Regions from separate parts of the Homo sapiens genome. Here region 2 is linked to region 1. A link is an interaction called in ENCODE POLR2A ChIA-PET data of the cell type or tissue named here. Cell type or tissue: HepG2. All regions are shown on one strand.

Region 1 (2,500 bases):
CCATCATGCCTGGTCCCTGCTGGATTTTGAAGTTGCTGGGGACTGATGACTTCTTTTTTCCGTCTATTTCTCTCTCTCTCTCCTTTTTTTTTTTTTTTTGAGACAGTGTCACTCTGTCGCCCAGGCTGGAGTGCAGTGGCGGGATCTCGGCTAACTGCAAGCTCCCCCTCCCGGGTTCACGCCATTCTCCTGCCTCAGCCTCCCAAGTAGCTGGGACTATAGGCGCCCACCACCACGCCCGGCTAATTTTTTTGTATTTTTAGTAGAGATGGGGTTTCACCATGTTAGCCAGGATGATCTCAATCTCCTGAACTCGTGGTCCGCCTGCCTCGGCCTCCCAAAGTGCTGGGATTACAGGAGTGAAACATCACGCCTGGCTTCTCTCCCTTTTTAAATAGGAATGTCTATAACTGTTATTCTATGCCTGTTTCACCAGTGAATTTAGGGAGCAGATAACTTGTTTCTTAATTTTCACAGGTTCATAGAGAGCAATGTATTCCAGGGTGGATTAAACATGGAGCCTCCTTTTTACCTAATTTGAATGGGTTAGTTTAGATGATGAGATTTGGGGTGTTTAAGTTGTTAAGATTTAGGATTTTGACTTGATACTGCCATATCCTAGGTCTTTAGGGGATGTGGGGATAGGGTGATCTGTTTTGCATTTGGGATGGATGTGAATCTTTTGAGGGCCAGAGGGTGAACTCTGGTACTCTGAATAATGGTTCCCGAAATATGGCCATGTCTTAGATCCCTGGCATCTGTGAATATATGTTCCATGGCAAAGAGGAATTAAGGCAGCAGATTGAATTAAGTTTGCCAGTGAACTGACTTTAATATAGGTGATTATCCTAGATTATGAGCAGGTCTGTGTAATCAGCAAGGAGGGCCTTTACATGTGAAAGGGGTGGCAGAAGAGGAGAACCAAAGAGATGGCAGGGTGAGGACTCTACCCAATGTTGCTTCCTCCATGTGAACATGAAGAGGGCCACAAGCCAGGGAAAGTGGGTGGCCTCTAAAAACAGAAAAGGCAAGGAAACAGCTTCTTGCCTAGAGCCTCCAAGATTGTAAGACAATACATCTATGCTGTTTTACGTTTGTGGTAATTTGTTATAGCCGCTATAGCAAATTAATATAAGACCTATCCTACAATTTAATGCTCTAGGATCTTAGACTAATCATTTCATCTTTGCATTCTTTAGTATTCTTTCTTTCTCAAAATAACTGCTGTGAAGATCAGACAGAACAAATAGGCAGAAATCCCTGGCACACAGGTGCTCAATAAATGTGAATTTCTAGCTTCCCCTTTTCTTCCAGGTTGGAGAAACACAAGGAAGGGAAGCAGGAGCCACAGGCCATTCTCAGCCTTCCTTTGATGTGGGCTGTGTACAGGATTCCCTCAGTAAGCTCCCCCAGCATACCTTATCTAGAGTGAGGGCTGCTTATCTGCCCTCGGGGTTCCTACAGCTCCTACCTCTCTGATGGAAAAATCCTCTTTAGAATACAAAAGCTCTTTAGAAGAGCCTGAGATGAGGGTAGAGCCAGGGCCTCATTCTGCAAACAGGCTTTCAGAGATGAAAGAGCAGGGCAGACATCGGTATCTACCCTATGACCACCACATTTCCCACTGAAAAAAATCAGGAGTTGGTGCGCTGAGATGAGGCAAGCCCACTCAAAGAGGCCAGCCCGCGATGCTTCCTTCTCCTACCCACACACCTGAGACAAACATCTCTCAAACACTCCAGGCTTGCAAGTCCTTAATTAGTTGTGTTACGAGCTTTTATTTAAAAAGCACATTTAATACAAGTATAGTTTCGCAGATACAAGTTTTCACTTTGTATGCTACAAAAGTCTTTGAATATTATTCTCTTTACAAAATGGAACCTTACAAAAATACTGACAATTTAATGTTTTTATACAGTTTTCTCTAGTTGCAGTTATTTCATTATAAAACAATGTCTACCACAGAACTATGATATTTTAGTTGATATTTAAAAAAATTAACTCAATGCTTTTTTAAGCAGCTAATGTAAATAACACAGGTCGAGACACAGTTTATAATCATAGTGGATATAGCTAAATTGTTTCAGAAATAATATCTTACATAGTTAACTTTTAATGTTTTATACATTATTTATATAATATTTATATATAAAAATCATAGCTTGCTATAAGTTGAAATGAAAGGACGGATTCTGTAGTAAGGATGTGCATGTGGTTGATCCATATGGTTACATTTAACCCTTTGAAAGGTCTGCATCCAAGATCTAAACGCATTTCTTCCTTCCTCCTTTCCTCAAAGGTTCAGTAGAAGGGGTCCCTGTCTATCACCTAGAGTGGGACCTTGCATGGAAGGACACTTACGGATAGAGGATGAGGGAAACTCTCTACCGAGATTTAACCCATATGTTCTGCCCAGCAGAACCTACCAAGAACTGCCCTAGGGCTCAACCCCAAGACAATAGTGCTTTACACAGCAAGAGCAACTCCTACAAAGACCCTC
Region 2 (2,500 bases), 300 kb before region 1:
AAGGATCTTTCTTTTTCCCCACAGTGCTTGGTGCATGGTGCACCACTGGTAAATGCTTACGGAACTAATTGCCTCTTGCAAAGGAATTTGGGGCTCACAATAGTGTCTGTACTTCAGATTAGGAGGAAAAAAAAAAGAAATCAAGCCAGATGCCACAATGGACTAAAACAAGCTCCCCGACTTTGCCAGTTGGTTTTGATTGTTTACAAAGAAAAAGCCAAACAAAGAAGGAGGTGGAATTTATTTCAGTAAACAGCATCTTTCAAAGAGAAAGAACTCAGTCTTCTCTAAGAGAGGTGCCCTCACTGCTGTTACAATCAGAAAACGTTTGCAAACAACCACTTGGTTAAAGAAAACAACATGTTCAAACAACAAAACCATGGGTTTTCTCAGAGCATTTGGGGTGTGTTTGTGTTTGTGTGTGTGTTTGTTTGGGAAGGAGGGTGGGAGGGATGCACTTGCATACATAGTCATCTTCAAGTCTAAGAGCATTTTGGTGTCTCAAGATAGGAAAGTAACAGGTTTTTAAATGCAGTGCATTGAAGCTGCAAGCGATTTTACACCCTGTCTTGCCAAATATTCCTCAATCTGCAGATAACACAAACAAGTCCCAGGGAGGTTAAGTGGATTTCTTAAGGAACAGATTCCACCCCTGTTCCCTGTCTCCCCTTCTCTTTTCTTCCTAGTGTTCTTTCCCCAGTATGCTGCCTCTTAGAGCACAGGAATATTTTAAGAAACAGTTTACGAAGCCACAACTCTAAATACATAATACCAGCAACAGTGATACAAACATGGGAAATGGCAGAAGTGAAACAGAAGAGTAAAGTGTTAGTCAAGGCAAGGAGGTAAACTCTAAAGCAACACAATTGCATGCACTCCTAAATCCAAAGGAAATCCGATCTCATTGCTGGGAGATATTATAAACTACGACAATAATAATAGCTCTGCCTAACAATGAACATTCCCTAAGCGCTCTCTTTGTGCCAAGCACTGTCTTGAATGCTTGTTCTCTGTCTTATTCAATCTCACAGTTACTGCCTCTGCAAGAAAGGTGGCGCTGTCATGATTTCAACAGAGGACAAAACTGAGGATCAGGAGGCCCGAATAAGTAATTGCCCAAGGTTACGTAGTGCAGAAGTAGGTATGCTGGAATTTGAACTCGGATCGATCTGATTTCAAAGCCCTGAATAGTTCTACCACATCAAGGGCAGGAATGATGCGAAGCCACTTACGTATTATGGTACTTGTCAGTGTTTGTGTACCTAAAGACAATGCTCATTTTATGTCTACTGTGTGCCCAATGTGTGTCAGTCACCATGGTCAGTCTGAGGATGAAGCAATGAGACCCTGCCTGGTCATTCAAGGAGGGATCAGGGGAGGAATGAGGGAGACAAGAGAAGCATTACAATCTGGGCCATAAGAGAGCATACAGGGGTCCAGCACACCTAATACCAGGGTCCTAAAAGGGTATATGGAACTGATGGCATTGAAGGTGATCCTTAAAAGAGGAACTCAAAGAGGAAGCAGGAAGAAAATGCTGCTTTAGATACAACGAACTGGAAAATCAAAGATCAATGGCAGCAGGGACTCAGGGGGAGTCAGAGAAAAAGCATCCACTGGCACATAGCTGGAGTCTGAGGTGTGTCCTGAAAGGTAAAGGGAGACGATTTTGAAAAACTGGAGGATTTTGAACTTTGGGCTGAGCAGTTTGAACTTTATGTTGCAGGTTATGAGGGTAGGATGGGGGTAGGTTAAATTTAAGACATAGGACCACAGAAATGTCCTAACTGAAACAGGAATTAGCCTGTGGGAAACAGGAATTCAACAGGGGCCCTCTTTAAGAGTCAGACAGGGCTGTGTTAGAACTCCAGCTCTGCCACCCACTAACTGTGTGGCCTTAGATGAGTTACTCCCCTTGCTGAGCCTCCTCTTCCTCATTTGTGAAATGGAATAATAATACTATCTAGCTCATAAGATTGTTGTGAGGGTTAAAGAAGCATCGACTGCAAAGCGCCTTTGCAAATGCCTTACACATGTGAGTTATTATTCAGTGGTGAGTCCTGATTTCCATAATGTTTGATTTGTCAGTGGTTTGGGGTAATCAGTGCCGACGTCTTTCTCCCTTCAAAGCTTGCGCCATGGCTGTGATTCACAGAGAGTTTGTGGAAGGCAGCACTAGTTTAGTGGCAAGCAGGCTCAGTTTCTGATTCTAGCCCCGCAGTCATTGGCGGGTCCTGCATGGAATGACTTCAGGCCAAATAAAACCTCTCTCTGGGATTTAGAGTCTTCTTTCAACACAGTGGGTGGCATAGAGTTGACAATCAGCAAATAGTGGTGTCCTTTTCTTCCTTTCTAAGTCTGGTATTGCCTGTGTGTCTAGAAACCCATTTAACTTCCCTGGGCCTCAGTTTCCTTGTTAAGAAAATGGGAATAATCATCTTCACTGGATACTTTGTAGGATTATTTTGAAGCTCAAACAGCAGTTGGGATAAGATGGTGC

Evidence for each region. Peaks named below come from ENCODE experiments on the same cell type or tissue, not always from the same donor. Only the 100,000 strongest peaks of a DNase experiment are listed, where the experiment ranks them.
Region 2: POLR2A ChIA-PET joins it to region 1 with 6 read pairs; 2 of 35 experiments call an interaction of 5 or more read pairs at or near these places.

Annotation. Positions count from the first base shown.
Region 1 is chr1:56,493,003-56,495,502 of GRCh38, forward strand. PLPP3 (phospholipid phosphatase 3) reads right to left here. Exons shown (of 6, transcript NM_003713.5): 6 at 1,759-2,500. Among named protein-coding and RNA genes, the nearest start is that of LINC01767, 79 kb to the left of the region's middle. RefSeq lists an enhancer at 1,075-1,733. In HepG2, no CTCF peak of the experiment used is centred here; a DNase peak (open chromatin) is centred at 1,499.
Region 2 is chr1:56,189,029-56,191,528 of GRCh38, forward strand. No RefSeq gene overlaps it. Among named protein-coding and RNA genes, the nearest start is that of LINC01767, 220 kb to the right of the region's middle. In HepG2, a CTCF peak has its summit at 1,067; DNase peaks (open chromatin) are centred at 3, 1,213 and 2,193; H3K4me3 peaks cover 2,121 bases.